Regions from separate parts of the Homo sapiens genome. Here region 1 is linked to region 2. Evidence: chromatin contacts called from ENCODE Hi-C or POLR2A ChIA-PET data. All regions are on one chromosome and are shown on one strand. Each heading gives the region's core, a stretch centred on a gene start or an enhancer-like site at or near the end of the contact. The rest is flanking DNA. Distances are from core to core; before and after follow the strand shown.

What was found. A loop is a pair of places that touch in the nucleus more often than their neighbours do. ChIA-PET counts read pairs that join two places held with the same protein, here RNA polymerase II (POLR2A). Pooled maps may share reads with other maps.
Region 1: a pooled map shows a loop between it and region 2 (3-fold over the local background). The contact joins the promoter of PCOLCE-AS1 here to the promoter of MCM7 in region 2. A Hi-C loop is called at or near these places in 10 of 50 pooled maps. POLR2A ChIA-PET finds 5 or more read pairs at or near these places in 4 of 52 experiments (B cell, OCI-LY7, WTC11 and 1 more).

What each region holds. Positions count from the first base shown.
Region 1 is chr7:100,601,804-100,606,293 of GRCh38, reverse strand. PCOLCE-AS1 (PCOLCE antisense RNA 1) reads left to right here and starts at 2,256. Exons shown (of 9, transcript NR_038910.1): 1 at 2,256-2,456; 2 at 3,128-3,954. PCOLCE (procollagen C-endopeptidase enhancer) reads right to left here and starts at 3,931. Exons shown (of 9, transcript NM_002593.4): 1 at 3,743-3,931; 2 at 2,756-2,864; 3 at 2,077-2,335; 4 at 1,079-1,203; 5 at 482-618. The coding sequence starts at 3,837. RefSeq lists enhancers at 425-514, 525-594, 2,030-2,822 and silencers at 1,313-1,462, 1,643-2,022.
Region 2 is chr7:100,099,469-100,103,980 of GRCh38, reverse strand. MCM7 (minichromosome maintenance complex component 7) reads left to right here and starts at 2,584. Exons shown (of 15, transcript NM_005916.5): 1 at 2,584-2,717; 2 at 3,888-3,967; 3 at 4,228-4,392. The coding sequence starts at 2,687. It overlaps AP4M1 (adaptor related protein complex 4 subunit mu 1), which reads right to left and starts at 2,338. Exons shown (of 15, transcript NM_004722.4): 1 at 2,209-2,338; 2 at 2,013-2,101; 3 at 1,200-1,306; 4 at 1,021-1,117; 5 at 462-572; 6 at 289-369. The coding sequence starts at 2,266. RefSeq lists enhancers at 2,260-2,309, 2,332-2,884, 3,230-3,389 and a silencer at 3,020-3,119.

The sequences.
Region 1 (4,490 bases), core at 1,007-3,506, 500 kb before region 2:
GCAGTGGCTCCATCTAGGCTTACTGCAGCCTTGACCTTCTGGGTTCAAGTAATCCTCCTGCCTCAGCCCCGCAAGTTGCTGGGACTACAGGCACGCCACCATGCCCAGCTAATTATTTTGTATTTTTGGTACAGACAAGGTTGCGCCATGTTGCCCAGGCTGGTCTCGAATTCCTAAGCTCAGGTGATCCTCCCGCTTCAGCCTCCCAAAGTGCTATGATTACAGGCATGAGCCACTACCCCTGGCCAGGTGGCCTTTTAACTTCGTCCCAACTTCGCAGAGCCCCAGTCGCCTCTCTATCCGCGGACCCCAGACCCGGGGCCAAATCTCCTCTTTGCCTGGCCTCCAACCTGCTCCCCTCGCCGGTTTGGAGCCCTGGGGTTCAGATCCCGTCCCTTTAGCTGAACCCCGCCCCTCCAAACAGCCGCGTGCGTGCGGTCCGCCGACTCTCTCCCGGACTCGCCCAGGTCCCGCCCCTCACCCCGGGACTGCGTCGCCGCAGAACTTCCCCAGCCTCCGGGAGTCGTCGCTCACGGCTCCGTTGAACACGCTGACCGAGTCATAGCGGCAGTAGGTGTCCGGCTCCAGGTCAAACTTCTCGAAGGTCAGCGCGATGACCTGGCGGCGGGCGGAGGCGGGGACTGCGCGGCGGGACACCCCTGGGCGCCTGCACCTCATCTCCTACTGGGTGCCTGCAGCAGCTCCCACTCCCACCTCCCGCGTCCTCTGGGCCCCCCTCCTGAAGGCGTTCACACCACAGCACGGAGGACCACACACACCCATGGGACCCTGCAGGGGTGTCGGTCGTCGTGGTTGGCAAGGTCAAGTCCTGGCGCACTCACAAGTGACAGGCCCGCGTGTTATACCAGGACCCTGTACCTCGCTCTCCTGAGACTTGTCTCAGTTGTAATTTTTACATTTTTGTTTGCGTGCATGCAGGGGTTGGGGCTGTTTTGGGTGCCCACCAGCGCAAGCGCAGTGCTCGGGACACAGCAGATCTTCAATAAATCTCTGCTGGCTGCAAGCTGGAGGGCGCCGCCTGGGTCCCCTAGGGCAGCCCGGGGAGGAGGGTCGGTACCTGGTCCGGGGGCGCGATGATGTGCCAGGAACAGCTGATGCCCGGGGGGTAATCGGACTCGGGCCAGTTGGGCGTGGTCAGGGTTCCCTGGGCCTTCTCCAGCCGCCCCCCGCAAAATTGGTGCTCTGGGGAGGGGAGAGAGGAGCGGGGGTGGGGGGCGGTGGAGACCCTCGGTCAGCTTCAGGAGAACTCTAGGCTGGGAGCCCCGGCAGGCAGCTCGGATGTCTGGGGCTCAGGATGAGGGGACGAGAAGAAGGGGAGGTAAGATGGGGGCAGGTTAACAGAGAGCGGCCGGGAGGAGCGCGGCTCGGGGAAGTCTGGGGCCGCAGGGCGCACTGGCGGGCGGTGGAAGCGGGAGGAGGAACTGGCTGGACGCCCCCTTCTGGCCCCTCCCCGACCCGCGGCCGCACCGCGCCTCTTCCCCTAGGAGATCCCATCTCCCCGGCCCTGCAGCAGAGTCCCCTTTCAGGCTGGAGAGGGTGTCCTCGACTTGGGGCACAGCCCCCGAGGACCCCTTTAGGGAGGTCCCCGCCTGAAACATTGCAAGGGAGACTTCTGCCGCCAGGAGGGGGTGATGGGACCGCAATCGGGAGCCCAGGGCTGGGTGTAGGGGCCCCCCGGGGTTGGAGGAACCTAGTCCCCCCAGCCCTGGGGTGCCCCCTCGCGCCCGACGGAGGGAGCCCGATTGCGGACGGGGGCCGGCAGTTACTCACCGTCCCAGTAACCCCAGGCCGCCCATTCCACCCGCGGGTCGGTGACCCATTTCCGCCTCGCGCCTGGGGGGGGCCCTGGAAGAGGGATGGGTGGGTGCGGGAGGAGGGGAGAGAAGACGGGGAGGAGGGACTGAAGGGGCGGTTAGTGAGGAAAATGGGTCAGGGAGGTAGGGGGCCCTAGGCACTGGGGCGCGGGGTGGGCGGGGCGGAGGTTAGGGCTGGGGGCGGGGCTGCGGCCGGGGCGGGGCCTGGAGGGGGGGAAGGCGGAGGTGAGGGAGTTCTCACCAGTGCCCGAGGTGGCCCGCCCGCTGTACCAGAGCAGGAAGCCTCGTCCTCCTGTGCCCTCATCCGTCGTCATCCTCAGGGTCACCTGGTTGCCGGGGGCGACTAGGGGCGCAGGCCGGAAGGTCCCACAAAAGCGTCCGAGCCGCTGGCCGGAAGTCCCAGACCCAGCGAAGACCTCCAGAGCATCGTAGCGGCAGGCGGGGTGCAGCTCCAGGTCGAAGACTCGGAATGAGAGGGACACAGTCTGGCCCTCGGGGACCTGATAGCGGGGACAGAGGCGGGGACCCACAGAGTCAGGCCCCACACAACCCAGCCAGAGGGCAGCTCCCCTGCCCCAAGCGTTTCTTGCAGAAACGGACTGAATGGGAAGGGGCCTCCATGTGAGTGCAGAGCAGAGGGCCTGGTCTCTGCAGCTCTGCTGGTAGCCTGTGCAGGGGACAAGAGCTGAGGCTTTGGAAGAGGAGGGAGGGCCGGGGACTGGAGAATGAAGATTTGAGGGAAGGGTTAAGATGATGCGTGTTACGGTGGGAATGATGCCTTCAGTGACAGAGGGAAGACACTTGGAGCTGCCCCAGGTTGAGAAGGTGGTGCGGGGGGGACGGGGGGGGGGTCCCTTCGCAGTCAGGCCTTTTTGCCTCTGAGACTTTAACAAGGGGTAGTGCCCAGAGGGGTTTCTCACCGTTATGGTCCAGATGCACTCCTTATTAGGGGGGTAGAGGTTGGGGAACCCCTCACTTGCCACGTAACCTGATTCCCCCTTCACATCCCCTCCGCACAGGAACACGGGTCTGGAGAACAGAAAAGGGGTCAGGAAAGAGCAGGGACGGGTGGGACGGGGGAGCACTGGCAAGATGGGGATGAGGTGATGAGGATGAAACTCCAAGGAGGGAAGCTGGGGGATGAAATGGAAAGGCCTTGAGAGACCTGGGGCAGCTTCCACCAGCCAGGACAGGGCTGGGGTGTCCCAGACTCCCACAAAGATAAGGGAAAAGTGGGCCTGGCAACTCGACCATCCCTCCAACCCCAAGAGTCCCCACCCCCACCCCAACAGGAATTCCCGGAATCCTCCTCGGCCCCCCTTCCAGACTCCCGCCTCACTCTGCCTGGCAGTCCAGGGACAGGAGCCGCCTAACTACTTCCAGATGTGGACACAGCCACGAGGCGGTGGGGGGGAGGGGGTGGAGAGATGGAGGGAGCTGCAGTGGCGATGGCCCTCTGATTGAACCTGGAGGCCAGGCTCCGCGAGCTCCACACCTTAGCCCTGCCCCTGTTCCAAACTACTTCAGATTCTGACTCCCAAGTCTCCACTCACTGCCCCCTCCTCCCCCTACAATCCCTCTCGAATTCCTTCCTGGAATCCAGCTACCAGGCAAGTTCAGGAGCTTGGCTCTCTCTTGGGTTCTATGGGGGGTCAAGGATCTGGGTGGGTGGGGAGACTTAAGAGACCAGAGGACGAAGGTGGGGGAATGGGAGCAGTGGTGGCCTGCAGGAGACCAAGGTCTTGCAGCAGATGGGGAGGATTTGGGGGCCAGAGAAGGGTGAGGCGGTGGGGAATCTGGGGAGTGGTGTGTCAGCAAGGGAACCCAAAATATCTCCAGGCATAACCCCAAAGGAATCGGGGGTCTGAAGTTCACTGGAGCTGTCTGGAAGATGCCAAGAGACCTACCTGGTGTAGTTGGGGGTCTGGCCCTGGGCAAAAGGCAGCAGGGCGCAGGCAGTGAGGAGGGGCCCCAGGAGGGAGGCTGTGGCTGCAGGCAGCATGGCCCCGGGGGAAAGGCGCTGGGGTCCTCAAGACAGAGGCAGCAGCTGAATTTTGCAGAGCAGCAGCAGCGGTGGCGGCAGCAGCAGGATAATCAGCGCCAGATGGGGCAGCCTTGGGTGTGTGGGCGTGGGGACTGGCCAGTGGGGCGGGCAATGGGGAAGGCGGGACAGTGGCGTGTCCTGGGACCTCTCTAGGTCTAGGACACATAAATGTTGACCTTAGGAGGGGGAGGAGCAGTGAGGGGCAGAGGCCGTCTCCCAGGCCTCAAGTAACGTCATCGGGAACCCCACTCTGTCCAGTGAGGGAGTATCTCCGGGAACTTCTGAGGACTCCCTAGCCCCCATCCTCCCCCCGCCCCTGCTTCCTCAGCTCAGGAGCCCTCATTGCTCACCCCCTGCCTGACCACCCCTGCCAGCTCATTTTCCACTTCAATTTCTTTTTTTTTTTTTTTTTTTTTTTGAGACAGAGTCTCATTCTGTGACCCAGGCTGGAGTGCAGTGGCGCGATCTCTGCTCACTGCAACCTCCGCCTCCCGGGTTCAAGCAATTCTTGTGCCTTAGCCTCCCGAGTAGCTGGGACTGCAGGTGCATGCCTCCACACCTGGCTAATTTTTGTATTTTTAGTAGAGGCAGGGTTTCAGCATGCTGTCCAG
Region 2 (4,512 bases), core at 1,335-3,834:
ATGGGTGATGGAAGGGATCATCTCCCACCTCCACCCACATCTGGGGGGGTGGGAGATGTGCCAAGATCTTTTTCTTTTTTTTTTTTTTTTTTTGCATTTTTAGTAGAGACAGGTTTTCACCATGTTGGCCAGGCTGCTCTGAAACTCCTGGCATCAGGTGATCTGCCCACCTCGGCCTCCCAAAGTGCTGGGACTACAGGCGTGAGCCGCTGTGCCCGACCTAAGATCTTGGACTCCCGGATCCCAGAGCAAAACCAGAGCGTCTGACCCCATGGATCCTTCCCTCACCTGGTCAGAGCGACTGGACAGGACGGGGCGGCTGGCTGCACTGCTGGGGGCCACTTTGCTCTGTTGTGTCTCAGCCCCAAACTGTAAAGCATCCAAAGCAATCAATCATCAGGTCTGACAACCCCAGCCAACCCCTCTTCTCTTTCCTCACCCTCCTCTTTCCCTCTACTGACCAAGCCAACGCTGCTGAGGTCAAAGAGGCTGAAGGGCTTGCTGACCACAGCTTCCGTCTGGATGAAATTCCTCAGCATCTCCGTGGATGTGGTCTGTACATAGCCATAGTCCTAGTGGTAAAGGAAGGACAGTCTGAGTGATCAGTGGAGGGAAGGGGTAAAGAGGGGGAGTGGGGCCAGGCATGGTGACTCACTCCTGTACTCTCAGCGCTTTGGAAGGCCGAGACGTAGGAGAATGGCTTGAGGCCATGAGTTCAAGACCAGCCTGGGCAACACAGTGAGACTCTAGTCTCTACAAAAAATAAACAATTAGCTAGGCACAGGGGAGGCTGGGGCAGGAGGACGGCTTGAGCCCAGGAGTTCCAGGCTGCAGTGAGCTATAACTGCACCACTGCAGTCCAGCCTGGGCAACAGAGCAAGACCCTGTCTCTAAAAGCAAAAAAAAAAAAAAAAAAAAAGGTAGACTTGGCCTCCTAACCACGGCATCCCACAGTAGAAGAGCAGATGTATCTTCAGGGGAATTGGGTAGGGGCCACAGAAGGGGATTGTTGATTCTCACCAGCACTTCATCCAGGAGTTCGTATACCAGAGCCACATTGCGGGAGATGGTCCCCTCGCCCAGGGAGCCACAGTAATCGCCCAGAAGGGTGGCCAACCTGAGGAAACACTTGGAGCGTGTATTTTCTCCTCCTCTCAGACCCCTCCTAGCTACCAGGTGCCCAGCCCAACCCTCCTCACCTGGAGAGCAGTTCTAGGAGGCTGAAGGGAGAAACGTTTTCTGAAGTTGTGACCACCAAATAGAGGCCGCTGTGTCTGATGTGAATGAAATGACGGCCATGGTGATGCTGAGACACAGGCAGGGAGAAGAGAGGCGTTAAAAAAAGGGAGGTGGAGTGATCAGAACCCAGGAGACCTGAGCTCGGATCCCGATGCCTCTTACTAGTCACAACAGCAGTGCCTTTGGGAGATACATGACATATGCCTGGGCCCAGCTTCCCAATGTGGAAAGGGGGTTAATTACACTAACTACCCCGAGTTGCTGAGGATGGAGTCACGCAGGGAGCTGGGCCTGGTGTGTTGCTGGCGCCCATTGACTCTTTTTTTTTTTTTCCCCACCCCCACCTACCCCGAGAGGGAGTCTCGCTCTGTCTCCCAGGCTGGAGTGCGGTGTCCGGATCTCGGCTCACTGCAACCTCTGCCTCTTGGATTCAAGCGATTCTCAAGCCTCAGCTTCCCGAGTAGATGGGATTACAGGCGCCCGCCACCACGCCCAGCTATGTTTTTTTTTTTTTTGTATTTTTAGTAGAGGCGGAGTTTCACCATGTTGGCCAGGCTGATTTCGAACTCCTGACCTCAGGTGATCCGCCCGCCTCGGTCTCCCAAAGTGCTGGGATTACAGGCGTGAGCCACCGCGCCGGGCCTCACGTTAGCTTTATTTGGCGGAATGCACCCCCCAAGTGGAATCTACCAATGAACCAGTCCTGGGAGGGAGCTGGCGCCCACCCGGCCCGACGGGACCCCGCTCCTCACCCGCCTCCCGCCACTGGTTACCATGACAACCGGGGACTCGTCTCCTGGCAGTCCCGTCAGCTTCCGGTAGAAGAGCTCGGCCACATCCCGGCCGCCACTGTCCCCGCGGACTGGCGGGTGGAAGGACTCAGTGAAGGATCCTGCGACACAGGCTGGCCCTGGGCGCCCCTCCCGCCCGGCCCCTCCGCCCCTTCCCAGCCCCAAGGGTCTAGGATACAGTCTTTGTAGATGAGCGGGTCCCCCTTGGAGGACAGAATGAAGAATTGGGAAATCATGGCCGTTCTGGAGAGTAGACAAGAAGACGGCGAAAGTCGGGCCTGCCCCGCCCTGCGGCCCCGGAACAAAAGAACGCGTGTGCGCTGGCCCTTTAAGAGCGATTCTCCTCCGCCCGCGCCAGCTCGGACCGCGGGAAACCCGGCGCCTGCACTACCCCGCCCGGAGATTCCCTTCCGACGCCCGCACCGCCTCCCCGTCACTCATTCTAGGCCCGCACGGTGATTGGCTTGCGGCTAGCGGGAGGTGAAGAAGGCCGCCTTGTCCGATTGGCCCGCACGCAGTGGCGCCGGTCACGTGGGGGGCGACGTTTCGCGCCAATTTCGGTTGGCCGGCCACAGTCCACCGCGCGGAGATTCTCAGCTTCCCCAGGAGCAAGACCTCTGAGCCCGCCAAGCGCGGCCGCACGGCCCTCGGCAGCGATGGCACTGAAGGACTACGCGCTAGAGAAGGGTACGGGTCTACGAGCCCGGGAGGGCGTCCTGCGCGGGGAGCCTCCCGGGGAACACCTGTTGGTGTGAGCTGGGGTCTTGGGGGACCGGGGTCGGCGGGTTCTGGGGTGCGCGAGGCCAGAGGCAGGGTCGAGCTGCGGCCTGGCTAAGGCCCACGGGGCCTGGGAAGCGTGCGGGGGGCCATCGATGTTGAAGAAAAGCTAGTAATCCCACCTGGTAAAGGTGTTAGGGTCGTGGGGTTGGGGGCTTGGGGGCGCGCTAACCCGGCTGGGGGCTGCACAGGGAAAAGTCGCGCCCAGGACCTCAGGAGAGTCTTAAGGGCTCTGGGCTCCCGTGCCCGCTTTCCTTCGCGCTTTTGGGCATTCCCAGGTTCCCGCGCCCTCCCCAGGCGCGCGTAGGCCCCGGGGGCGGGCAGGCCGGGGCCGCTGCGCGCCGGGATTGGCCGTTTGAGGCCGCCCTCCGAGCGGAAGTGGAGCCGGGCGGAAGTGGCGCGAGGAGGCTGGAGGGAGTGTCGTGTAAACAGTGTCCTTCCGCGCGGCGGCCGCGGAGAGAGCTGCGGCCCGGGGGGGCGTGCCTGGGATCCGGAGCTTCGCTCGGGCCCGGGAAAGGCGGCAGTGGGCTGGGATCGCGGTGTCTCTGGGTGTGATGGCCAATGGCTGGACTGGCTCCCGCCCTGGGCGGAGGAATCCCGAGCTGTGAAGCGGCTGGAATCCGGGCCCATGTGCTTCTTTGTTTACTAAGAGCGGAAGCGATGGCGGGAGCGGGGGTGGGGTGCGGTGGCGGGGTGCGGTGGCGGAGGTCCCGGTGAAATCAGGGGCTAAGGGGACCCAAAGAAGGCGGGGGATCATAGGGGTGGAAAGAAAGCTGAGAACCTTGAGACCGGAGTGTGAGGGGCCAACGGGGAAGGGCGCTAGAATTTTAAACTAAAGTAGGGACCGGAATTCCCCTGGGGAGATGTTGGATGGCCCTGTGCACTGCCACGGGCTCTTTATTCTTCGCTGGTTAGAAACAGACTTGTGAAAAAGAGTTATGCCCACTTTGGGGAGACTTCGGTAGGTTTATTTAAATGCTCATATTATTAATTAGTTCATAGGTCGTGTTTTAAGCGAAAATGGGTATCTAAGATTTGTCTTAAAGTTTGTGTCTTACGGTTTTACATTTCATGTTACAGAAAAGGTTAAGAAGTTCTTACAAGAGTTCTACCAGGATGATGAACTCGGGAAGAAGCAGTTCAAGTATGGGAACCAGTTGGTAAGTCTAAGATTGGGTAAAGGGAATGGGGAGCGGGGTGCTTAAGGAGCCATAAGCAGCAGCTTGGCTTGTTTTATTAAAGACATAACAATTAGAGGGTTTGAGGGCTGAAAAGCGAGTATCGCTCTGTGTGGCGCTGCGTTCTCCCCTGTGGATGCCCAGAGCCTGTGCTGAGTTCTCAGTGATGCATTTTCACATATGAACACTGGTGAGCAAAGTGAATGTGGCTCTGAGGTGTTTCTGTCTCTTCCCCACTTGAGGTTCGGCTGGCTCATCGGGAACAGGTGGCTCTGTATGTGGACCTGGACGACGTAGCCGAGGATGACCCCGAGTTGGTGGACTCAATTTGTGAGAATGCCAGGCGCTACGCGAAGCTCTTTGCTGATGCCGTACAAGAGCTGCTGCCTCAGTACAAGGAGAGGGAAGTGAGTGGTTAGAGAACAATGGCAAACAAAGGGCGAGGCGTTTAAGCTTCTGTAGAGAGGCTGCTCAGATACTGATGTTTTCTGAGCAGGCAGAAAGGAGGGGCACTTCTGCCTGGTGTT